Linked DNA regions of Homo sapiens: regions 1 and 3 are each linked to region 2. Evidence: chromatin loops called from intact Hi-C (ENCODE). Cell type or tissue: OCI-LY7. All regions are shown on one strand. Links, peaks and the distances in the headings refer to the core of each region. The heading gives the core; the rest is flanking DNA. Region 1 overlaps GGA3 (golgi associated, gamma adaptin ear containing, ARF binding protein 3). Region 2 has its middle 8.9 kb from the start of MIR3678. Region 3 overlaps GRB2 (growth factor receptor bound protein 2).

Evidence for each region. Hi-C counts contacts between places; a loop is a spot of excess contacts. Peaks named below come from ENCODE experiments on the same cell type or tissue, not always from the same donor. Only the 100,000 strongest peaks of a DNase experiment are listed, where the experiment ranks them.
Region 1: it touches region 2 in a loop (14-fold over the local background); 10 of 110 quality-filtered maps call a loop at or near these places.
Region 3: a loop joins it to region 2, with 5 times the contacts of the local background. A loop is called at or near these places in 105 of 110 quality-filtered maps.

What each region holds. Positions count from the first base shown.
Region 1 is chr17:75,238,027-75,243,026 of GRCh38, reverse strand. It overlaps GGA3 (golgi associated, gamma adaptin ear containing, ARF binding protein 3), which reads left to right. Exons shown (of 17, transcript NM_138619.4): 7 at 116-196; 8 at 554-691; 9 at 1,331-1,412; 10 at 1,511-1,627; 11 at 1,970-2,215; 12 at 2,615-2,685; 13 at 2,919-3,238; 14 at 3,456-3,652; 15 at 3,944-4,113; 16 at 4,265-4,375; 17 at 4,638-5,000. The coding sequence ends at 4,748. Among named protein-coding and RNA genes, the nearest start is that of GGA3, 21 kb to the left of the region's middle. RefSeq lists an enhancer at 1-31 and a silencer at 2,085-2,379. In OCI-LY7, for the core only: CTCF peaks have their summits at 2,218 (motif pointing left), 3,944 and 4,178 (motif pointing right); DNase peaks (open chromatin) are centred at 476, 2,206, 2,526, 4,176 and 1 weaker place; H3K27ac peaks cover 1,584 bases.
Region 2 is chr17:75,409,973-75,420,024 of GRCh38, reverse strand. No RefSeq gene overlaps it. Among named protein-coding and RNA genes, the nearest start is that of MIR3678, 8.9 kb to the right of the region's middle. RefSeq lists a silencer at 7,143-7,437. In OCI-LY7, for the core only: CTCF peaks have their summits at 7,035 and 7,248 (motif pointing right); a DNase peak (open chromatin) is centred at 7,274; H3K4me3 peaks cover 637 bases; H3K27ac peaks cover 818 bases.
Region 3 is chr17:75,319,231-75,329,282 of GRCh38, reverse strand. GRB2 (growth factor receptor bound protein 2) reads left to right here. Exons shown (of 6, transcript NM_002086.5): 4 at 3,263-3,385; 5 at 7,456-7,624; 6 at 8,730-10,052. The coding sequence ends at 8,915. Among named protein-coding and RNA genes, the nearest start is that of SLC25A19, 35 kb to the right of the region's middle. RefSeq lists enhancers at 1,904-2,404, 5,836-6,025, 8,281-9,480, 9,391-9,530. In OCI-LY7, for the core only: CTCF peaks have their summits at 5,838 and 6,037 (motif pointing left); a DNase peak (open chromatin) is centred at 6,022; H3K4me3 peaks cover 346 bases; H3K27ac peaks cover 4,321 bases.

The sequences.
Region 1 (5,000 bases), core at 1-5,000, 170 kb after region 2:
AGAGTGGGTGGCAGCAGGGGAATGTGGTTTGCACTGTGCTGCGGGGAGCCTCTGGGGTTTCCCTGGGGTACGGGTGCTGCCTCTTCCCTTCACCTCTGATTTCCTCCTCTCTCAGCTTTTAGCCAAGCTGCTGAAAAGCAAAAACCCAGATGACCTGCAGGAGGCCAACAAGCTCATCAAGTCCATGGTGAAGGAAGTGAGTGGGCCCCGGTCCTTCAGGCACGGGGTGGAGGAGCCCATGGCCACACAGCAGAAGCCGCTTTGCCCCGGACACGGGCCTGTTTTGTTCTCCCCTGCTGCCAGCTGCCCTACCTGTGCCCCGGTGGCTGAGAGTGGGAGGAGGAGCACAATAGCTTCCGCGGGAGCACGGAAGAGAGGAGTGGGTTGGGAGCAGTGTTGTGAAAGCAGAAGTATAGACTGGGCCCCAGGCACCCCACACTGAAAGGAGCTTCCGAGCGTCTGTACTTGTGTTGTGGGGTAAGGTGTGACCTGGTGGAAGTGGAAAGACAGTCAAGTGACGCTCTCTTTCTCTTGAACTTCTTCACTGGGGCAGGACGAGGCACGGATCCAGAAGGTGACCAAGCGTCTGCACACGTTAGAGGAAGTTAACAACAACGTGAGACTGCTCAGTGAGATGCTGCTTCATTACAGCCAGGAGGACTCTTCGGACGGGGACAGAGAGCTGATGAAGGTGGGACCGCCGACGGCAAAGGCTGCCTCCCGGGGCTGCGCTGCCCTTCAGGAGCTCAGCCAGCATTTGCTGAGCACGTGCCTTGTCAGAGACACGGGCTGTGCACTTGGCAGTGTATTCATGACCTTACTCATCTGCACAGCAGCCACGTCAGTAGAGGGTGGCGTCCCCATTTGCCTCCTGGGATCAGCTGACTTGTCCAGGGTGTAAGGGCCAGATGGAAACCTGAGTCTGACTCCAGAGACCACACTCTCGGTGCTCACCCCTGCTCTCTCCCTTTCCTTACTACCTTGGGGACATCAAGACAGAGAGGCTTCCTTGTAACCCTGATGCCCATGTGGTGCAGGCCATGGTTGGGTGGATATTTTGAGTTCTGAGGAACATGCCAGCCTGGAAGGCAGGAGGGGACTGACTTCCCCTGACCCATCCTGGTGACTGCTACCTAGACAAACATCCTGGGTGATGTGGTGTGGTGGTGGTGGCTGGTGGCAAGAAGACGTGCGCTGTGATCCCAGCTTTGCTGGTAATTGACCGTGGCAATTGGCATATCCCGGTCATTTTCTGGGCATGAACCCTGAATGAATCAGATGATCTCTAAGGGCCTTTGTGGTTTGATTTTTATGTCCGAGTCTCTTTCAGGAGCTGTTTGATCAGTGTGAGAACAAGAGGCGGACTTTATTTAAACTCGCCAGTGAGACTGAGGACAATGATAACAGTTTGGGTGAGTGAAAGAGCGACGGTCAGGGATAAGCCAGGCATTTGGATATGTGGGTGGGAACTGTCACAACAGGAGTGAGAAGTCTCTCTTTCCTGCTCCAGGGGACATCCTGCAAGCCAGTGACAACCTCTCCCGGGTCATCAACTCTTACAAAACAATTATTGAAGGGCAGGTCATCAATGGCGAGGTGGCTACCTTAACCCTGCCTGACTCGGAAGGTGAGATGCTCTGGTCCCCAACTCTAGGCTCCTCCAGACCAGCCTCAGGCCCCTATCATGAAGCTGCGGGTGTAGGCTGGCCAGCGTGGTGGTGTTGCACAAGGCCCAAGGGAGTTCTTTGCCATTCCAAGCAATCCTCCGGCTTCCCGGAGGCCTGGAGATGTGGGTAGGAATTTCCCCACCTGCTTTCTCGGGCTTGCTTTGCAGCATCCCCTGGCAGAGATGCCGTTGGATTAGGCCAGAGGCTGTAGCAGTGACCTCTGTGCCTAGGGTGCTGCCTCCTGCCACACAGCCACTAGAAGACCCCTAATTATTCCTGTTCTGCTCTGTTGACCCATCCAGGAAACAGTCAGTGCAGTAACCAAGGCACGCTCATCGACCTTGCGGAGCTGGACACGACCAACAGTTTGTCCTCCGTGTTGGCCCCAGCACCTACTCCACCCTCCTCAGGCATCCCAATCCTCCCTCCACCACCCCAGGCCTCAGGACCTCCACGGAGCCGCTCCTCTAGCCAGGCCGAGGCCACCCTGGGGCCCAGCAGCACAAGCAACGCCCTCTCCTGGCTGGACGAGGAGCTACTCTGCTTGGGTGCGGCCCACAGGGGGCGTCAGGGGCATCCCCTGACAGGGCTCTGGGAGGAAGGGTGTGTGGAATTAGGAGCCCTGAGCGGGGCCCCAGTGTGACTGTTGGGGTGGGCAAAGAACCCTGAGTTGGAGGTACTCAGTGAAGTTCAGCGACCCTGAGGGCCCCAGGGCCATCCTCCCGGTGGACTCTGCCTCCTGCCCTGCACCCCGCCCCACAGGCCCCCCGCTTCTGCATCATGGACTGGAGCGCTCCATTCCCCTCTGGAGGCTGCCTGCAGAACAGCTTCTCCCGGCGCCTTCACCCATTGATGTCACTTGTCACCTGACCCCTCCTCAGGCAAGGCGGGGCTAGGGCTGCCTAGCTCAGAGCCTCTTCTCATCCTGTTTTCTTCTCTATTGTCAGGCCTCGCCGACCCAGCCCCTAATGTTCCTCCCAAAGAGTCAGCTGGGAACAGCCAGTGGCACCTGCTCCAGGTAGGGGCACAGGATCGGTGACAGCACTACTGTGCCAAGGACCTCCACTTTCCAGCGTCATGTCTCCTGGGCTGCAGTTAGCTGTCCTTCCCTCCAGAGCGTGCCAGCTGCAGCGGGGAACAATGAGTGCCTCCGGGGCTGTCTTCCGTGCAGTCCTTGGAGGGCTGCGCCCCGTTCCAGCGGCAGGCCCTCCCCACCCGCCCTCGGCTCACCACCCTTTCTGTTGTTCATAGAGGGAACAGTCCGACCTGGACTTCTTCAGCCCCAGGCCGGGGACCGCTGCCTGTGGCGCCTCCGATGCTCCTCTGCTCCAGCCCTCAGCCCCCTCCTCAAGCAGCTCCCAAGCTCCACTGCCGCCTCCCTTCCCAGCTCCTGTGGTCCCAGCCAGTGTTCCTGCCCCCAGTGCGGGCTCCTCCTTGTTTTCTACTGGAGTGGCCCCAGCCTTGGCCCCAAAAGTTGAGCCCGCAGTCCCTGGGCACCATGGCTTGGCGTTGGGCAACAGCGCGCTGCACCACCTGGATGCCCTCGATCAGCTTCTAGAAGAGGCCAAAGTGTAATGAGTGGGAGGAGATGTGGGGTTGCTGAGGGTTGGGCCTGAATGTGTCAGAACCAGAGCTAACTTTGAAGGGGTGGGGGTGCCTTGTAGTCCCATCAGTCAGGCTGGAAGGCAAGGGGTGGGCCTGGGTAAGAGCATGGTCAGGGGCCTTGGGTGAGAGTCCTGCAGCTCTGGCTGGCTCTCTGACGTGCTTTCCATCCTTCCCACCTCCCAGGACCTCGGGCTTGGTGAAACCCACTACCTCCCCTCTCATCCCCACCACCACCCCAGCCAGGCCCCTCCTGCCCTTCTCCACGGGGCCCGGCAGCCCGCTCTTCCAGCCACTGAGTTTCCAGTCCCAGGGCAGCCCCCCGAAGGGGCCTGAGCTCTCCCTGGCCAGCATCCACGTGCCCCTGGAATCGATCAAGCCTAGTAGGTGTTGGAGGATTGAGGTGGGTGGGGCGGTGGGGCCTATAGCCACGGAGCTGTAGGACATGCGACAGGGATGGATCCAGGCACTCTTTGCAGGGGGTCCCTTAAAGCCAGGCAGGCCTCCCTGCCTGCATTCTCAGTCTTAAGCTCCTCACTGAGCGCCTCTCCCAGATTCCGTTAGGAAGCACTGGACTCATCATGACCACGGAGTAGCCCTTTTCTCCTCACCGCCGGGGCTCTGTTGGGTGTCTCTGGTGCTGCTCCTCCCACACTCACGTCACGTTCTTACAGGCAGTGCCCTTCCTGTGACAGCCTACGATAAAAACGGCTTCCGCATCCTCTTCCACTTTGCCAAGGAGTGTCCCCCAGGACGACCTGACGTGCTGGTGGTGGTGGTGTCCATGCTGAACACGGCTCCCTTACCTGTCAAGAGCATCGTGCTGCAGGCTGCAGTGCCCAAGGTACCAGTGTCTCCCTGGGGCCAAAACGGCCTTATCTTGACCCTGTTGTGTAGAGGCCTTTGCAGCCAGCAGGTGGCAGTGTGTGTGTGCACTGCAGGTTCCATCTGGGGGCACCTACCAGTTCTCTTCAAAGGAGTTTCTCTCTCTTTAGTCAATGAAAGTGAAGTTGCAGCCACCTTCTGGGACAGAACTCTCTCCATTTAGCCCCATCCAGCCACCTGCAGCCATCACCCAGGTCATGTTGCTGGCCAATCCACTGAAGGTGAGCAGCAAAGAACCCAGGGGTCCCAGCCTGAGGCCCCAGCTGCCCCAGATTAGGACGTCAGGCCCACCACCTCCCAGCTGGAAGTGTTTTGACTGTAGGATTGACACATCCCTTTGCTGCCTTAGGTTAAGTGTCTGAGCATGGTTGGGGGTTGCGGGGAAAAGGGACCATTCCTCTAGCACAGAGAGGGTAGCAGAATAGAGGGCGTCCTGCCAAGGGGCCGCCTGGGCTGGATCTCACTTGCTGCCCTCTGTCACAGGAGAAGGTGCGGCTTCGGTATAAGCTGACCTTCGCCCTGGGGGAGCAGCTGAGCACAGAGGTGGGCGAGGTGGACCAGTTCCCTCCTGTGGAACAGTGGGGGAACCTATGACCCCAGAGGACGCTGTGATCTCCACCTTGAAGCCAGGCAGGCTGCCCTGAGACGAGGAGGGCTCTGGTCCCGTCACTCTCCATGCCCTGACAACAGTGCTTGTAGCTTTGATGTGGAACAGGGGCCCTGGGCATTTCTGCTGAGAACCAAACTGCTGCTGTGATAACCTCTCCTTTGGCCCCTAAAAGGACCTGTTTTTATCTACCTGTGTGACTTGAAGTGGCCATATGCTGTCAGGGGTGCGGAGTGGCC
Region 2 (10,052 bases), core at 4,416-9,415:
AAAAAATCAAAACAAAACAAAACAAAAAAACTACAAAAAAAAAACACATACACAACTAGTTGTTGTTGTAGACATCAGGTAAAATAAAACAGAAAAAAAAAAAAAAAACCAACTAGGTTAAAAACACACTCAACTGGCCGGGCGCAGTGGCTCATGCGTGTAATCCCAGCATGTTGGGAGGCTGAGGCAGGAGAATGGCGTAAACATGGGAGGCAGAGCTTGCAATGAACCGAGATTGCACCACTGCACTCCAGTCTGGGCGACAGAGCAAGACTCCGTCTTAAAAAAATAAAAAAACCACACTCAACTAGGCTGAGCAGCCTTTTGAAATTTACAACCACCGAGGCCAGGCGCAGTGGCTCACGCCTGTAATCCCAGAACTTTGGGAGGCCGAGGCGGGTGGATCACGAGGTCAGGAGATCAAGACCATCCTGGCTAACAAGGTGAAACCCCGTCTCTACTAAAAATACAAAAATTAGCCGGGCGTGGTGGCGGGCGCCTGTAGTCCCAGCTACTCGGGAGGCTGAGGCAGGAGAATGGCATGAACCCAGGAGGCGGAGCTTGCAGTGAGCCAAGATTGTGCCACTGCACTCCAGCCTGGGCAACAGAGCAAGCCTCCGTCTCGGAAAAAAAAAAAGAAATTTACAACCATAAGTCTGAGTTGGACCTTAGCACTGCCTGCAATGTCTCCTGAATCTATTGCTCCCCCACTGTCCAAAAGGATAGTTTCAAGCCTCCTGGTCTTTTCACACCTCCTCCAGGCTTTGCCATCCCCACCACAGGTGTTCTCATTAATTCAGCTGAGAGAATGGAAGCCGTCAGAACAGAAATATCTAGAAAGATTACATCTTCCTGCCACCACTGCTACCCACCAACCTAGCTCTGTTCTCAGAAATGCTTCCTTTTTTTTTTTCTTTTTTGAGACAGGGTCTCATTCTGTTGCCCAAGCTGGAGTATAGTGGCATGATGTCAGCTCACTGCAGCCTCAAACTCCTGGGCTCAAGCAATCCTCCCACCTCAGCCTCCCAAGTAACTGGGACCACAGGTGCATGCCACCATGGCTGGCTAATTTTTTTTTTACATTTTATAGAGATGGGGTCTCACAATGTTGCCCAGGCTGGTCTTGAACTCCTGGGCTCAAGCCATCCTTCCGCCTCAGACTCCCAAAGTGCTGAGATTACAGGCATGAGCCCCAGTGCCTGGCCTGAGATGCTACTTCTTGTCCATGGAAATGTAGGAAGTGCAAACATTTTGTTCCTCAATTCTCTCCTCTCTCTCATAGCTGAGTTTCTCCTCTTCTAGATATTCCCTTCGGCACACAAAACATGCTGTAGTTGGCCCCATATTTAAAATCCCTTCCTTAGCCCTCCAACTCCCACTCTTTGCTCTGCTCTGTTTTATAGCAAAACTCTGAAAAAGAATAGCTTATCCTCGCTGCTCATTGTTCCTCTTTCTCCCATGCTTTCGTTTTTTTTTCGGAGATGGAGTCTTGCTCTGTCACCCAGGCTGGAGTGCAATGGCATGATCTCAGCTCACTGCAACCTCCGCCTCCCAGGTTCAACTGATTCTCCTGCCTCAGCCTCCCAAGTAGCTGGGATTACAGGCATGCGCCACCATGCCCGGCTAATTTTGTATTTTTAGTAGAGACAGAGTTTCTCTATGTTGGTCAGCCTGGTCTCAAACTCCTGACCTCAGGTGGTCTGCCTGCCTCCACCTCCCAAAGTGCTGGGATTACAGGTGTGAGCCACCACGCCTGGCCTGAATTTTTTTTTTTAGCGGGAGATGTTAAGGAGAAGAAAAGGGAGAATCTCATAGGGATAATATTTTGCTATTTTAAAATAAACAAGTTCTGGGGATCTAATGTACAGCGTAGGTGGTGGTGAATGTGTTAATTTGTGATAATCATTACACGACTTATACATAGATCATCACAATGTACACCTTGAATATATACAAACTTTGTCAGTGAAATATTTTTATTTTGCATTAGTTTTTAAACTTGGTGTAGAGATGGAGTCTTGTTATGTTACCCAGGCTGGAGTGCAATGGTTGTTCACAGGCATGATCATAGCACACTGCAGCCTTGAACTCCTGGACTCAAGTGATCCTCCCACTTCAGCCTCCTGAGTAGCTGGGACTACAGGCATGTGCCACCATGCATGGCTACTGAAATTTTTATTTATTTATTTATTTATTTATTTTTGAGACAGGGTCTTGATCTGTCACCCAGGCAGTGCCATGATCACAGTTCACTGCAGCCTTAACCTCCCAGGCTTAAGCAATACTCCCACCTCAGTCTCCTGAGTAGCTGGGACCACAGGTGCATGCCACCATACCCGGCTAATTTTTTTGAATTTTTGTAGAGACAAGGGCCTTGCTAGGTTGCCTAGGTTGGTCTGGAACTCTTGGCCTCAAGCAATCCTCCCACTTCAGCCTCCCAAATTGCTGGGATTACAGGCGTGAGCCACCGCTTCTGGCCTGAAATATTTTTAATTTTATAAAAACCAACGTTGGAGAGACTTCCTAGTATTAAGTTGCTAAAGTTGCTAATGCTTCTTTCTTGTAGGCGTAGGAACACAGAGGAAATTTCCACCCTTTGGATGCATCACTTGCATTTTAGCTCATGGCCAAAATGGAACTGACTTCATCTCCTTAACGGGCAGAGTGTGTGCTAAGGAAAAAGAGATGTGGAAACTGAAACACAAGGAAAGGAGAAAGGCCAGGCTCCTCTGAACTGACCCTGGCATCGCTACAGGGAGCTGTCAGGACCAGAGTCCATTTGCTTATCTGAAGTTTTTTTTTTTTCTATTTTGAGACAGAGTCTCCTTCTGTTGCCCAGGATGGAGTGTAATGGCACGATCTCAGCTCACTGCAACCTCTGACTCCCGGGTTCAAGCAATTCTCCTGCCTCAGCTTCCTGAGTAGCTGGGATTACAGGCACCTGCCACCACGCTGGGCTAATTATTTTATTTGTAGTAGAGACAGGGTTTCACCACGCTGGCCAGGCTGATCTTGAACTCCCAACCTCAGGCAATCCGCCCACCTGGGCCTCCCAAACTGCTGGAATTACAGGTGAGAGCCACCATGCCTGGCCTCTTTTTTTCTTTATTTTATTTAATTAATTTATTTATTTTGAGGTAGAGTCTCCCTCTACCGCCCAGGCTGGAGTGCAGTGGCGCGATCTTGGCTCACTGCTGCAACCTCCGCCTGCTGGGTTCAAGTGATTCTCCTGCCTCAGCCTCCTGAGTAGCTGGGATTATAGGCATGTACCACTATGCCTGGCTAATTTTTTTTGTAATTTTAGTAGAGACAGGGTTTTATCATGTTGGCCGGCTGGTCACAAACTTCTGACTTCAGGTCATCCTCCCACCTTGGCCTCCCAAAGTGCTGGGATTACAGGCGTGAGCCACCATGCCTGGCCCCCTTTGAACCATTTTCATCTCCTCTGTCTCTCTCTCACCTTTCTTTCTTTCTTTCCTTCCTTCCCTTCCTGCTTTCTTCCTTCCTTCCTTTTTTTTTTTTTTTTTTTGAGATGGAGTCTCGCTCTTTTTGCCCATGCTGGAGTGCAGTGGTGCGATCTCGGCTCACTGAAACCTCTGCCTCCGGGGTTCAAGAAATTCTCCTGCCTCAGCCTCCCCAGTAGCTGGGATTACAGCCATGTGCCACCACCCCTGGATAATTTTTGTATTTTTAGTAGGGATGGGGTTTCATCATGTCGGTCAGGCTGGTCTCCAACTCCTGATCTCAGGTGATCCACCTGCCTCGGTCTCCTAAAGTGCTGGGATTATAGGCGTGAGCCACCGTGCCCGGCCCCTTCTTTCTTTCAGCCAGAGTCTCACTTTGTTACCCAGGCTATAGTGTAGTGGTGCGATCATGGCTCACTTATCCCCAACCTCCCAGACTCAGGCAATTCTCCCACCTCAACCCCCCGAGTAGCTGGTACTACAGACACGCAACACCACACCTGGCTCATTTTTGTATTTTTTGTAGAGACGAGGTCTTGCTGTATTGCCCAGGCTGGTCTCAAAACTCCAAGGCTCAAGTGATCCACTCACCCCAGCCTCCCAAAGTGCTGGGCTTAAAGGCGTAATCGCCACACCTGGCCCGTTTACTTTTCTTCATGGTTCCTTCTGTCCTCCTGCCATGCCTAAGCCATCCAGTCATTTGGTTTTTATTGGAGTGTGCTCTTGCCAGGCGTTAGGCTAGATGTGGCGAGCCAAGAAAAACAAGACATGGTCCCTGTGCTTGAGGAGCTCATAGTCTAAAGGGGAGAGGGGCAAGTGAGTAGATGGTAGTTTCCTAGGGCTGCCATAACAAAATTCACAATTTTGAGCGTTTTAAAATCTTTAAAATCAAGTCCAAGATGAAGATGTTCGCAGGTTTGGTTTCTTCTTCTTCTCCTTCTTCTCCTTCTTCCTCTTTTTTTTTTTTTTCAAGACAGTCTTGCTCTGTTGCCCAAGCTGGAGTGCAGTGGCACGATCTTGACTCACTGCAACCTCTGCCTCCCGGGTTCAAGTGATTCTCCTGCCTCAGCCTCCTGAGTAGCTGGAACTACAGGCGCCCGCCACCGTGCCCAGATAATTTTTTGTATTTTTTTTTAGTAGAGATGGGATTTCACCATGTTAGCCAGGATGGTCTTGATCTCCTGACCTCATGATTCGCCCACCTCGGCCTCCCAAAGTGCTGGGATTACAGGCTTGAGCCACCGCCCCCGGCCCCAATCTCTTCTTCTTAAGTGGACACCAGTCAGATTGGGTTAGGATTCAGCCTAACAGCCTTTCTTTTTCTTTTCTTTCTTTCTTTTCCTTTTCTTTTTTTTTCTTTTTTTTTTTTTTTTTTTTTGAGATGGAGTCTGTCTTGTTGCCCAGACTGGAGTGCAGTGGCATGATCTCAGCTTACTGCAACCTCCACCTCTGGGGTCAAACGATTCTCCTGCCTCAGCCTCTCAAGTAGCTGAGACTACAGGCGCCTGCCACCATACCTGGCTGATTTTTTTGTATTTTTAGTGGAGACGGGGTTTCACCGGGTTAGCCAGGATGGCCTCGATCTCCTGACCTTGTGATCTGCCCACCTCAGCCTCCCAAAGTGCTGGGATTACAGGCGTGAGCCACCGTGCCCGGCCTCAATAGCCTTCTTTTAATTCAGTCACCTCTTTAAAGGTCCTAACCTCAAATACAGTCACATTCTTAGGTACTGGGGGTGGGGCTTCAACATATGGATTTTGGGGAAAAGGATACAATTCAGCCATAATACCAACATATACTGCTATGAAAAGAGCAAAGATGGAGTGTTACCAGAATACACTGGAGGAACCAGATCTTCTGGGAAGGCTTCCTGTAGGAGGTGGCTCCTGAGTTAAGTGGTGAAGGACAGACAGGAGCCAGCTAAAGATTGGGAAGGCAAGGAAAGGAGGCATTTGAGCCCAAAGGAGTAGCCTGCACAAGGTAAAAGAGTTATGGAGCTATTCGAGAAACTGTAAATAGTTCAAAAGAGTGGGGACAAAAAATTCAAAAGGAGGTTAGGCTAAGAGTTGAGGCCATTTGTAGAAGATATTTACAACTTTTTAAAAAAGGAGTTAAGGCTGGAGTTTTCATCAGGGGCCAGCCATGGAGGGACATATGGGGCATGCTGAGGAATTTGGGACCTTATCTGTGATCCGTACCCCCATTCTATTTGTGTTTTAGGAAGTCCACTCTGGTTCCAATATAGATAATGTCTTGGAGGGGACCAGTATGATTAGTTAGCAGGTTAAAGCAGCCACCCAGGAAGGATGGTGGCATGGGTCAGGTCAGGTGACAGAAATGGGGCCAGGAGGCCAGGCACAGTGGCTCCTGTAATCCCAGCACTTTGGGAGCCTGAGGTGGGAAGACTGCTTGAGCCCAGGAATTCAAGACCAACCTGGGAAACCCCATCTCTACAAAAAATACAAAAATTAGCCAGGTGTGGTGGTACACACCTGTAGTCCCAGCTATTCTCGGGGGCTTAGGTGGGAGGATCACCTGAGCCCAGGGAAGGTTGAGACTGCAGTGAGGCAAGATTGTGCCACTGCAATCCTGCCTGGGAAACAGAGTGAGACCATGAGAAAAGAAAGAAGAGAAGGAAAGAAAGAAAGAAAGAGAGAGAGAGAGGGAGGGACGGAGGGAGGGAGGAAGGAAGGAAGGAGAAAGAAAAAAGAAGGAAGGAAGAAGGGGGAAGGGAAGGAAGGAAGGAAAAGAAAGAAGGGAGGGAAGGAGGGAGGGAGGGAAGGGAGGAAGGAAGGAAGGAAGGAAAAGAAAGAGAGAAAGAAAGAAAGAGAAAGAAGAAAAAAGAAAAGAAAAAAGAGGAAGAAAGAAGGCCAGGTGCGGTGGCTCACGCCTGTAATCCCAGCACTTTGGGAGGCCGAGGCAGGTGGATCACCTGAGGTCAGGAGTTCGAGACCAGCCTGGCCAACATGGTGAAGCCCCACCTCCACTAAAAATACACAGATTAGCTGGGTGTGATGGCGGGCGCCTGTAATCCCAGCTACTTGGGAGGCTGAGGCAGGAGAATCACTTGAACCGAGGAGGCAGAGGTTATAGTGAGTCAAGATTGTGCCACTGTACTCCAGCCTGGGCAACAGAGCAGGACTCTGTCTAAAAGAGAGAGAGAGAAAGAGAGAAAGAGGGAGAGAGAAAGAGAGAAAGAGGGAGAGATAAAGAGAAAGAGAGGAAAGAAAGAAGGTAAAGAAAGGAAGAGAGAAAGAGAGAGAAAGAAAGAAAATGAAGAAAGAAAGAGAAAAAAAGAAAATGAAAGGAAAAAGAAAGGAAAGAAAGAAAAAAGAAAGAAGGAAGGAAGGAAAGAAAGAGGGAGGGAGGGAAGGCAGGAAGGAAGGAAAGAAGGAAGGAAGGAAGGAAAAGGTGGCCAGGATGTTGGAGAGGGGTCACAGCACTTGGTCTCATTGCTAAACTCAGCATCAGAGGGAACACTGGAAGCCTGAGAGGAGTACACAGCCTTGGATCACAACTTAAGTGAAGGAAATTCTAGATGAGAACTTCCAAGATCAATTGGGCAAGGGAGCATAGAATTTCAAATGCCCAATTTTAGGCTGTCACTGGCTGTTACTGGGTATCTAGTGCTTTCCCCCTAAAGAGAAGCTTGGAAATATGGGCTCAGGATGACCCTGAGAGGGTCTTGAGCCAGGTGCTAAGGGAAAGAGGCTCACTGTCAGGCCGGGTTTGTATCCAAGGTTCGGTCAATTTCAGGGCAATGTCCAGATTTTACCTGCAGGTGGCAGCCCCGTAACTCACAGAAAACAAAGCCTGAAGCCCTTTCCGACGACTAAAAACCCCCAAGGAAAACAGAGACTTTTTTGGTGATTTTGTGCATTGTGAAGCTACTGATGGAGCCGGTCTGTAATTAGCAAGTTTCGCTACAGTGACAACAGGTTTTCATACCAGGGTGTGACTTTTACTTCACAACTTGCCTCTTGTTCCAATTTCTTTCCATTATTTAACACTAGCCATGCACCTATTCAAAACACTGCTGCCTCTAATGTGTTTTTTTCTCAGTGTGGAATGATCTTGGGCAACGTTGTCTCAAGTTTCTGAGTCTGTGTCTGTGAGAAAAAAAAATTTATCAAAAAGGCAATATAACAAATGTTGACTTAAAAAAAAGTCACCCACGAGCCTACCATTTTAACACATATTATTTTTACTTTTAAATGTTCCCTTCCAAATCTGGTTCCCATGCATATACTTTTACATGAACATACTCAATGTCTGTTTTTATCAATGGTGTATTTTAAAAGGAAATACTTAACTTTTTTTTTCCTGTTCTCTTAGGCATCTACTCTTTTCTGAGATCTCACCCACTTCCTTAGCTTTAAATACCACCACAGCACAGAAAAGCAGCTACATTTCAGTCTCTGGTCAGCCTTTATTATTCATCCGTCCATCCATCCATCCATTTATTCACTGCATGCACTGTGCTGGGTACTGGGAATACAAATGTGAAAAGGTGACCCTGTCTGTTTGGGAGCTTGTAGACCACCGAGCGGGGAGGGCTGGGGGACAATGAGTGAATGATTCATGATGCAATGAGATTGGAGGTATGGTGGGAATTTTTTTTTTTTTTTTTTTGAGACAGGGTCTTGCTCTGTTGCCCAGGCTGAATGCAGTGACACGATCATGCCTCACTGTAGCCTCCATCTCCCGGGCTCAGATGATCCTACTACCTCAGCCTCCTGAGTAGCTCCCAACTAGAGGTGTTTGCCACCCTGCCCAGCTAATTTTTGCATTTTTAGTAGAGGTGGGGTTTTACCATGTTGCCCAGGTTGGTCTTGAACTCCTGGACTCAACTGATCCACCCACCTCCACCTCCTAAAGTGAGATGTGAGCCACTGTGCCTGACCTACCATGGAAATTTTGAAGAAGAAAACTGACTTGGGGACCTAGTGGAAGGGTAGAAAGCCAACTGAACAGAGGAAATTGCATGTGTAAAGATATGGACACTCAAAGGATCATGACACCTTCCGGAAACCACAAGTGGGTTAGTATTGGTGGAGTATGTGTTACTGGAGACTGAGAAGGTGGCACTGGCTGGAAGGGCCAGATCTTTAAGAGCCTTGTAAGGGACTTGAGACAGTAGATGATGAATGTCTTAGTTCCAATTGGTTTTCTACTCTGCAGCCAGAGTGACAAAATATTTGGAAGATAAAAATTTGACCATGGCCCACTCCTACTTCAGTATTCCACAGAGTCAAGTCTCAAGTCTTTAGCAATAATGAAAAAGTGGGTGCAGTGGCTCATGCCTGTAACCCCAGCACTTTAGGATGCTGAGGTGGGAGGATCAAGAGTTCAAGACCAGGCTAGCAACAAAGTCAGACTCCTCTTCTCTACAAAAAATAAAAAAATTAGTCTGGGTGCAGTGGCCTATGCCTGTAATCCCAGCACTTTGGGAGGCCGAGGTGTGTGGATCATCTGAGGTCAGGAGTTCGAGAGCAGCCTGGCCAACATGGTGATACCCCCATCTCTACTAAAAATACGAAAATTACCCAGGCGTGGTGGTGCGTGCCTGTAGTCCCAGCTATTGGGGAGGCTGAGGCAGGAGAATTGCTTCAACCTGGGAGGCAGAGGTTGCAGTGAGCCAAGATGGTGCCACTTCACTCCAGCCTGGGTGACAGAGCAAGACTCTGTCTCAAAAAAAAAAAAAAAAAAATTAGTCAGGCATGGTGATGGCGCATGCCTATGATCCCAGCTATGTGGCAGGAGGATTGTTTGAGTTCAGGAGGTTGAGGCTGCAGTGAGTTGTGATCACACCACTGTACTTCAGCCTGGGCAATACAGCAAGACCCTATCTCAAAAAAAGAGAGAGAGAGAGAGAGAGAAAAGCAAAGGCCCTTCACGAGCCTCTTCAGCTGCTTTACCCACATGCCACACATCCTTCCTTGTCCCAGCTATTGGCTTCCTTACATCCTTGCTTACTGTCTGGCCTTCACACTTGCTGTATCATTTCTTCCTCTCAGGCTAACCAGGGTCTCAGCTTAAAGCCCACTTCCTCTGCCTTCCCTCATAGTGGATGAGGTCAGGTCCCCTGCTGTATGCTTCCAAAGCCACCAGCACTATCCTGGTCAAATTCTCAGAGACATGTCTTCCCCTTCAGGCTGCAGACTCTGTGGAGGGTTGTCCTCCTCTCTAGAGAGTAGATGCTCTAGGCTGGGCGTGGTGGCTCACGCTTGTAATCTTAGCACTTTGGGAGGCCAAGGCGGGCAGATTGCCTGAGCCCAGGAGTTTGAGACCAACCTAACCAACATGATGATACCCATCTCTACTAAAAACACAAAAATTTAGCCAAGCGTGGTGGTGCATGACTGTTGTCCCAGGTACTGGGGGGCTGAGGCAGGAGGATCTCTTGCCCAGGAGGTTGAGGCTGCAGTGAGCCCTGATCGTGCCACTGCACTCCAGCCTGGGCAACAGAGTGAGACCCTGTCTCAATACATACATACATACATACATACGTACATACATACATACTTACATAACACAAAAAATTAGCTGGGCATGGCGGCATGTGCCTGTAGTTCTGGCTACTTGGGA
Region 3 (10,052 bases), core at 2,970-7,969, 89 kb after region 2:
TATTTTATACCTACAAATGGGAAAAAACCTCCCTAGTGGAGAGATCTTGGGGGCCTAGGAGGAAAGAGAGCCTTGCTGATTGAGAATCTTCACCCTCACCATTGCTATTGGAAGTGGCAGTGGTGGGGAGTGTGGGGCAGTGTGGGGAGAGCCAGCCGAGGCCATGTGTGGATTTTCACTGCTGTACCCAGTCAGATGCATGCTGCATACACTTATATTAGAAACCCAGGGCCCCCCGATATGAGAAGGTTTAAATACCGTTGATTGGGGCCCCCCGATTGAGAAGGTCTCAATACCGTTAAGTGTCCTTATTTATTTATTTATTTATTTATTTATTTATTTTTTGAAAGCGAGTCTCGCTTTGTCGCCCAGGCTAGAGTGCAGTGGCGCGATCTCGGCTCACTGCAAGCTCCGCCTCCCAGGTTCACTCCATTCTCCTGCCTCAGCCTCCTGAGTAACTGGGACTACAGGCACCTGCCACCACGCCTGGCTAATTTTTTGTATTTTTAGTAAAGACAGGGTTTCACCGTGTTAGCCAGGTTGGTCTCGATCTCCTGACTTTGTGACCCGCCCGCCTCGGCCTCCCAAAGTGCTGGGATTACAGGCGTGAGCCACCACACCCGGCCTATTTAATTTTTTTGAGATGGAGTTTCACTCTTGTTGCCCAGGCTGGAGTGCAATGGCACGATCTCGGCTCACCGCAACCTCTGCCTCCCGGAGATTCAAGCGATTCTCCTGCCTCAGCCTCCCGAGTAGCTGGGATTACAGGCATGCGCCACCGCGCCTTGCTAATTTTGTATTTTTAGTAGAGATGGAGTTTCTCCATGTTGGCCAGGCTGGTCTCGAACTCCTGACCTCAGATGATCCGCCCACCTCGGCCTCCCAAAGTGCTGCGATTACAGGCATTGAGCCACCGCACCCAGCCTCCTTTTTTATTTTATTTATTTATATATTTTTTTGAGACAGAGTCTCACTCTTTCGCCCAGGCTGGAGTGCGGTGGCACAGTCTCGGCTCACTACAACCTCTGCCTCCCAGGTTCAAGTGATTCTCCTGCCTCAGCCTCCCGAGTAGCTGGGATTACAGGTGCCCACCACTGTGCCCATCTAATTTTTGTATTTTTGGTAGAGAGTGGGTTTCACCACGTTGGCCAGGCTGGTCTCAAACTCCTGACCTCAAGTGATTCACCCCACCTCAGCCTCCCAAAGTGCTGCAATTACAGGCATGAGGTACCGGGCCCAGCCTGTCCTTTTATATTTAGAGAGCATTCTATTCTAGTGATATGTGATTTCTCTTGTGTGGCCTGATTTCCAGGCACTGCAGGCCCTAGCCTTGAGTTATTTGTAGAAGCAGGAGGATCTATTGTCCCAGCTCCTCAGCATCCTGGCAGTAGAGTATGCAAAATGAGAAAGACTCCAAGCAGGTAGATGTCAGACTATTCAGAGTTACTAAGAGTCCCTAGAGGCTGACACACACACACAAGGACAAAGTTACTAAGGGCAGCTTCTAAGTGTATCCTTCCTAGCAGATCACATCTTTCTGTTTGAATTTGAGTATAGTATATTATTTTAGGTACATCTTCCAATATGGTTGCTTATAAGTAAGATATGTAAATTAGCCGGGCGTGGTGGCTCGCGACTTTAATCCCAGCACTTTGGGAGGCTGAGGCGGGCAGATCTCGAGGTCGGGAGTTCAAGACCAGCCTGGCCAATATGGTGAAACCCCGTCTCTATTAAAAATACAAAAATTAGCTGGGCGTGGTGGTGGCCGCCTGTAATCCCAGCTACTAGGGAAGCTGAGGCAGGAGAATTGCTTGAACCCAGGAGGCGAAGGTTGCAGTGAGCCGAGATCGTGCCACTGCACTCCAGCCTTGATGACAGAGTGAGACTCTATCTAAAAAAAAAAGGGCCGGGCGTAGTGGCTCATGCCTGTAATCCCAGCACTTTGGGAGGCCAAGGCAGGCGGATCAACAAGGTCAGGAGATCGAGACCATCCTGGCTAACACGGTGAAACCCCATCTTTACTAAAAATACAAAATATTAGCCGGGCATGGTGGCGGGCGCCTATGTATAGTCCCAGCTGCTCAGCTACTTGGGAGGCTGAGGCAGGAGAATGGCGTGAACCCGGGAGGCAGAGCTTGCAGTGAGCGAGATCGTGCCACTGCACTCCAGCCTGGGTGACAGAGCTAGACTCCTCAAAAAAAAAAAAAAAGAAAAGATATGTAAGTTAGATTTACAACTTTAATGGACTATTTGGTCCATTAAAAGGACTTTTGATATTATAATTAGCATATTAAATGAATGCCAGTTTCCATGTTTATAGGTCTTTATTTGCTATAACTTTTGCTTTTAAAAATGATAACTAAAGACAATTTTGAGAAGAGAACATGGTTTTCACAGTTTCTTCTTCCTAATTATAGTTTTCATTTGAAATAGTGAGGCAGCTTGACTTGAAGCTCTTGTAGAAGTGTTCCTCTCCTCTTCCTCTTGATAAGCCACAGCCAGTTGCTTCACAGTTTTTCATGAATTTAGCCACTTTTTCTTCTGGCCAAGGTGAATCAGCAATTGGGAGCAGAAGAGTCTGCAACTTGCCTCAAAAATCTGAATTTTGCAGCTAGCTGCTGAGCATATGGTAAATTACAATATTCCTGGTGGCTTCTGAAAGCTGAACTCTGAGCAGTGGCCCCAGAGGCAGGCCTTGAGAGGAATGCTGACCTTAGTTACTGGTAGAGGCACCCTCATACTATCTGAACCTTTTGCCTTTGGGCTGTTAGCAAAAGTAACCCTGCCTCCAGCTCCTGGCCGTCCAGGTTTCCTCCCCACTTTCCCTTAGTCCCACTGTGGTGAAGCTGTGATCTTATCACATGGCTGCAGGAAGGGGCCAGTCTCTCCTTGGCAGTTCATCCCGTACACCAAGCCCAAAGGCCTGAGCTTTTCCCCAGGCGCCTTTGTCATGAGTCAGTAGGGAGTCCAGTGGGCTTTGGCCTGGGGGGCCCATTTTCAAATGTCTCCCTCTATAGAAAGAGTGACCCACGGTTAGTGCCTTGGTGAGTCGCTTTCTGGGAAATGGAGTAGGCTAAAGACCTTTGAAGGTCCATCTCTGGGGACCCAACCCAGTGTCGATCTTGGGCACTGTGAGGCTGGAGGATGAGGAGGGAGGCCCCTTCCTCTGGCAAGGAGTGTTGTGTTACTCACATTTTGAAGGCTGGATATCCCGTTTCTTTGTGGGGAAGCAGATGTTGACCAGCTTGCCTTCCTTCCTTAGGTGGTTTTTTGGCAAAATCCCCAGAGCCAAGGCAGAAGAAATGCTTAGCAAACAGCGGCACGATGGGGCCTTTCTTATCCGAGAGAGTGAGAGCGCTCCTGGGGACTTCTCCCTCTCTGTCAAGTAAGTATTTCCTGCTGCAGTTGCCTGGAATCCTGTCTCTGACTGATCCAAATTGTGAAGCCGTTGGTCAGGTGCCTGGCTACACACAAAATGGTGGAGGCTTAGCCTAAACAGTTTCTTCATTTCACATTAAAATCCTAATTTCTGGCTCCTCTCAAAATGAGTTCTAGAAGCACTGGATGTAGATTCCCATGTGGACACAGCCTTCAGGAGGTGAGCAGCAGCTCCCTGCAGCCAGCTGGAGCCTGCCAGTTTTCCCTAGTGCCCAGCACTCCTGAGCTTCTGCCCTCCAAGGGATTCCCGCAGCTCTCTCTAATGGGATAGTGGAGCGCCTGTCGGCTGCCTTGGCTTGCCTTGCTCAGGTCCACTGACTTAAATCAACCAGCCCCATCCTAGGCCCTCACAGTCACTTAAGAAGGCTGCTGCAGGGGATGTGGGGCTTGCATTTCCCCGGTGGAAAGTTCAGGTGTGAAAGGGAGCGGGTAAGCAGGGAATGGAGAAGACAGGAAGTTCTGCCGCCATGGAGAGTGTGGAGAATAGAAACCAGCACTTGAAGATTCTAAACAATTCACACCTCAGCTGTGAAGTCGGGATTTTGAATTAAATTGTTATTTCCATGTTTTTTACTTTCAGTTATTTTCTAGTTAATGTATTATCATAGGACCCTCCCCAGGAGTCCGGCAGATCACTTCATCAGTTATATATAAAGAAGTAATTAGATTCAACACTCAGATCACTACTTAGTTTAGATTACATTAAGATTGTTTTGTTTTTGAATGGGGGATAGAAAACCATTTTCCTTTTATTTTATTTACTTATTTTTGAGACAGAGTCTCGCTCTGTCCCCCAGGCTGGAGTCCAATGGCATGCCTCAGCTCACTGCAACCTCCACCTCCCAGGTTCAAGCAGTTCTCCCTGCCCCACCCTCCGAGTACCTGGGATTACAGGTGCCTGACACCACGCCCGGCTTATTTTTGTATTTTTAGTAGAGATGGGGTTTTGCCATATTGGCCAGGCTGGTCTTGAACTCCTGACCTCAGGTGATCCACCCACCTCGACCTCCCAAAGTGCTGGGATTACAGGCTGGAGCCACTGCTTCCAGCCACCATTTCCCATTTATAACTGATGTAAAGCGTGAGACTTTTCCATTTCAAAAATGAACTGACCAGCCTGGCCAACATGGTGAAACCCTGTTTCTGCTAAAAATAGAAAATAACCCAGGCATAGTGGCACACACCTGTAGTCCCAGCTACTTGGGAGGCTGAGGCCAGAGAATCATTTGAATCCAGGAGGCGGAGGTTGTAGTGAGGCGAGATGGCGCCATTGCACTTTAGCCTGGGCGAAGAGCAAAACTCTGTCTCCAAAAAAAAAAAAAAAAAAAAAAAAAAAACTGGGTGCGGTGGCTCACACCTGTAATCCCAGCACTTTGGGAGGCCGAGGCAGGCAGATCACCTGAGGTCAGAAGTTCGAGACCAGCCTGGCGAACATGGTAAAACCCTGTCTCTACTAAAAAAAAAAAAAAAAAAAAAAATACAAAAATGGCCTCGGCGTGGTGGCGTGTGCCTGTAATCCCAGCTACTCAGGAGGCTGAGAGAGAAGAATCACTTGAACCCGAGAGGCAGATGAGCCAAGATCGTGCCACTACACTCCAGCCTGAGTGACAGAGTAAGACTGTGTCTCCCAAAACAAACAAACAAACTGAATATCTTATTTGGTTTTAGAACCACTTAATGTGTGATTAAAATGTAGATTTTTTTTTTGAAACGTAGATTTTAAATTTATAGTTGTGGCCCGGCATGGTGGCTCATGCCTGTAATCCCAGCCCTTTAGGAGGCTGAGGCGGGCCGATCATGAGGTCAGGAGTTTGAGACCAGCCTGACCAATATGGTGAAACACTGTCCCTACTAAAAAAATACAAAAATTAGCCAGGCGTGGTGGCACATGCCTGTATTCCCAGCTACTCCGGAGGCTGAAGCAGGAGAATCACTTGAACCTAGGAGGCAGAGGTTGCAGTGAGCCGAGACTGAGCCATTGCATTCCAGCCTGGGTGAAAGAGCAAGACTCCATCCATCTTTAAAAAAAAAAAAAAAAGAAAAGAAAAACATGTGTGACACCTGTCTTTCTTTAGTTTTATACTGACCCAAGTGTAACTGAAACCTTATAAGATGAGGGGAACAAGCAGTAAATCACTGGGTGGTGGCCAAAACCACGGGGGCAGCCACGTGCTCGGCTGGACGCTGCCTGTTTGCTCAGCAGAAACTCTCAAACTTCCATTTTCTCAAGTAGAATCTTTTAAGGATTTAATGCATTTATTGTTTTAGAAGCAAAGCAGGTGTCATGACTCTCTTTAACAACACACACACCTCTGCAAAAAAGGTTCAAGAATCAACAGTTGTCAGATGTTTCTTAGTTTTAGGATGTTTTGAGCCTGTGATTTGAAACACTGCTCATTATTGGGGCCCTGGGCTCTTAGAAACCACCTGCATTGCATGGGTGGAAGTGGGCCTCTGTGGGGCCAGAAGTGCCGTGGAATATACCCTTGCTAATGAAGCTTTCTCACCTTCCACATTTTGTCTTAACATGTAAAGCAGTATTTTTTCCAAATGCGAGGCATCTTGTGCTGAGTGGCTTCCTTGAGGCTCAGTGCTGCCACCTGCCGGATTGATTTTCTGAAGCCTTTGGTTTCCATCAGCTGAAAGACTGAAGGAGAGGAGGGACTCATTCATTCATTGAACAAGCACTCTCAGAGAATGCCTTTTTTTTTTTTTTTTTTTTTAATGAGATGGAGTGTCACTCTGTCGCACAGGCTGGAGTACAGTGGCCCAATCTCGGCTCACTGCAAGCTCCTCCTCCCGGGTTCACACCATTCTCCTGCCTCAGCCTCCCGAGTAGCTGTGACTACAGGCATCTGCCACCACACCTGGCTAATTTTTTGTATTTTTAGTAGAGACGGGGTTTCACTGTGTTAGCCATGGTGGTCTCGATATCCTGACCTTATGATCCGCCCACCTCGGCCTCCCAAAGTGCTGGGATTACAGGCATGAGCCACCGCATCCGGCCGAGAATGCCGAGAGTGCCCGGCCAGGTGAACAGGACAGGCAGAAGCGCCCTCGCTAGGCTGGTGTTTTAGCCAAATATCCTGTGACAGACCCTGTGAGCTAGTACCAGCCAGCCACGCTGTTGCCGGTTTTGCTTGCCAGTATAAAAGGGTGTGATCTAGTGATGGAGAAGCTTTTGGGTTTTGAAGTCTGGGCCTCTTTTATTGTCCCAGTACGTCCTTTTGTTCAGAGACCTTTTCCCCATGAGTGGAGCTAAAATTCCTGAATGGAAAACATTACTTTGAACTATTCCCAGTTACGAGAGAATTGTTGAAAGTATTTCCAGCCCTCCTCACCTTCTTCCTGCATATAAGATTTTAATTATTTTTTTATTCAAAGGATGTTAAGTCACACTCCTTTGTCTTAAGTACGGCTGTTTTTATTTGGTAGGGTTCAGGGCACATGGACTCTTTTTTTTTTTTTTTTTGAGACAGAGTTTCACTCTTGTTACCCAGGTTGGAGTGCAATGGCGCGATCTCAGCTCACCACAACCTCGGCCTCCCAGGTTCAAGTGATTCTCCTGCCTCAGCCTCCCGAGTAGCTGGGATTACAGGCATGCACCATCATGCCCAGCTACTTTTGTATTTTTAGTAGAGATGGGATTTCTCCATGTTGGCCAGGCTGGTCTCGAACTCCCGACCTCAGGTGATCTGCCCACCACGGCCTCCAAAGTGTTGGGATTACAGGTGTGAGCCACCGCACCCGGCCTGGACTCTTTATCTTACAAACATCTTCAGAATGAGAATGACTGATGGCCTGTCCCTCTCTGGTTTCTGGATGTTGTCCTGGTGCCCATCATTCATAGGGAGAGGTCCGTCCCAGGGACACCCAGTGAGGAAACTTGTTGCTCTGCAGTCCCTGAGGAGTGCTGCTGGGACAGTGGTTCTCTCGAGATAGCTCCTATATGGAAATACCCTCGATTTGCCAAGTTAGAGCCTTTAGCCGGTCACATGTGCTTTCTGTCCCTCCCAGGTTTGGAAACGATGTGCAGCACTTCAAGGTGCTCCGAGATGGAGCCGGGAAGTACTTCCTCTGGGTGGTGAAGTTCAATTCTTTGAATGAGCTGGTGGATTATCACAGATCTACATCTGTCTCCAGAAACCAGCAGATATTCCTGCGGGACATAGAACAGGTGCCACAGGTAAGCCTCATCAGGGTGAGATGGGATCATTTTTAGTTAAGAATAGCTCCTCAGTGTGCATTCCTGTAGGAAAGGGGAGGCGCCCCTCAACATGCGGGCGCCCTTCAGGGATTGCCGCTGGGGCTTCTGTGCTCCTTACTGAAAATGTTACCCTCCATTCACACTAAAGAGTTCTTTTTTCTGGCCCAGCATAGTAGCTCACACCTATAATCCCAGCACTTTGGGAGGCCGAGGCAGGCAGATCTCTTGAGGTCAGGTGTTTGAGACTAGCCTGGCCAACATGGTGAAACCCTGTCGCTACTAAAAATACAAAAATTAGCTGGATGTGGTGGCGCACACCTGCAGTCCCAGCTACTCGGGAAGCTGAGATGGAAAAATTGCTTGAACCCAGGAGGTGGAGATTGTAGTGAGCTGAGATTGCACCACTGCACTCCAACCTGGGCGACAGAGGGAGACTTCATTTCAAAAAAAAAAAAAAAAAAAAAAAAAGATTTGTTGTTTCAAATACAAGGTTTTTGCTTTTCCAGAGGCAGTGTGTAGCCAGCTTGCCAGCCTCTCTAGGGAGATGGTCTTTAACACACCCACCCAAAGATCCTGTCCCTGGAAGCAAATTATGAGGAAAACTATGCTTGTGAGGGAATGGGGTCGGCACCCGTTCCTGTCCCTCGAGCCCTGGTCGTAAGTTACGGTTAGAGCCCCTTATGTTATTCGAGCTCCAGAACTTTAGGCTTTAATACCTTAAGGGTGTCGTAGAAGGGATTTGCGATTCTGGGCCCACGGCCTAAACACAGATGGCTGTTTCTGAAGAACTTTCTCCTCCAAGCACTGCCTGCCCTCTACTTGATAATACGGCACAGTTGGCCACCCTCCTCTGGGAGACATACTCTAATATTTTCTGAGCACTGGGAAATATCACACTAAACCCGCTTGGCCTGTAAACTTAGAATAGGTAAGAATAAACGGGGGGTTGGGAGATGGGAGGTGAGTTTAAGAAACATGGAGAATTTGGCACGCATTCGTTTCCCCCTGGAACCCATCTGGCCTCGGAGGTGGCCAGTCACAGACCAGGAATGCAATGTGGGTTTTTCCTGCTCCTGTTTTGCAGCAGCCGACATACGTCCAGGCCCTCTTTGACTTTGATCCCCAGGAGGATGGAGAGCTGGGCTTCCGCCGGGGAGATTTTATCCATGTCATGGATAACTCAGACCCCAACTGGTGGAAAGGAGCTTGCCACGGGCAGACCGGCATGTTTCCCCGCAATTATGTCACCCCCGTGAACCGGAACGTCTAAGAGTCAAGAAGCAATTATTTAAAGAAAGTGAAAAATGTAAAACACATACAAAAGAATTAAACCCACAAGCTGCCTCTGACAGCAGCCTGTGAGGGAGTGCAGAACACCTGGCCGGGTCACCCTGTGACCCTCTCACTTTGGTTGGAACTTTAGGGGGTGGGAGGGGGCGTTGGATTTAAAAATGCCAAAACTTACCTATAAATTAAGAAGAGTTTTTATTACAAATTTTCACTGCTGCTCCTCTTTCCCCTCCTTTGTCTTTTTTTTCATCCTTTTTTCTCTTCTGTCCATCAGTGCATGACGTTTAAGGCCACGTATAGTCCTAGCTGACGCCAATAATAAAAAACAAGAAACCAAGTGGGCTGGTATTCTCTCTATGCAAAATGTCTGTTTTAGTTGGAATGACTGAAAGAAGAACAGCTGTTCCTGTGTTCTTCGTATATACACACAAAAAGGAGCGGGCAGGGCCGCTCGATGCCTTTGCTGTTTAGCTTCCTCCAGAGGAGGGGACTTGTAGGAATCTGCCTTCCAGCCCAGACCCCCAGTGTATTTTGTCCAAGTTCACAGTAGAGTAGGGTAGAAGGAAAGCATGTCTCTGCTTCCATGGCTTCCTGAGAAAGCCCACCTGGGCTGGGCGCGGTGGCTCACGCCTGTAATCCCAGCACTTTGGGAGGCCAAGGTGGGCGGATCACAAGGTCAGGAGTTCGAGACCAACCTAGCCAACATGGTGAAACCCCGTCTCTACTAAAAATAAGAAATTAGCCGGGTGTGGCACGCACCTGTAGTCCCAGCTACTTGGGAGCCTGAGGCAGGAGAATCGCTTGAACCTGGGAAGTGGAGGTTGAGTGAGCCGGGACCGTGCCATTGTACTCCAGCCTGGGTGACAGAGCGAGATTCCGTCTCAAAAAAAAAAAAAAAAAGCCCACCTGAAAGCCTGTCTCTTTCCACTTTGTTGGCCCTTCCAGTGGGATTATCGAGCATGTTGTTTTTTCATAGTGCCTTTTTCCTTATTTCAAGGGTTGCTTCTGAGTGGTGTTTTTTTTTTTTTTTTAATTTGTTTTGTTTTAAAATAAGTTAAAGGCAGTCCAGAGCTTTTCAGCCAATTTGTCTCCTACTCTGTGTAAATATTTTTCCCTC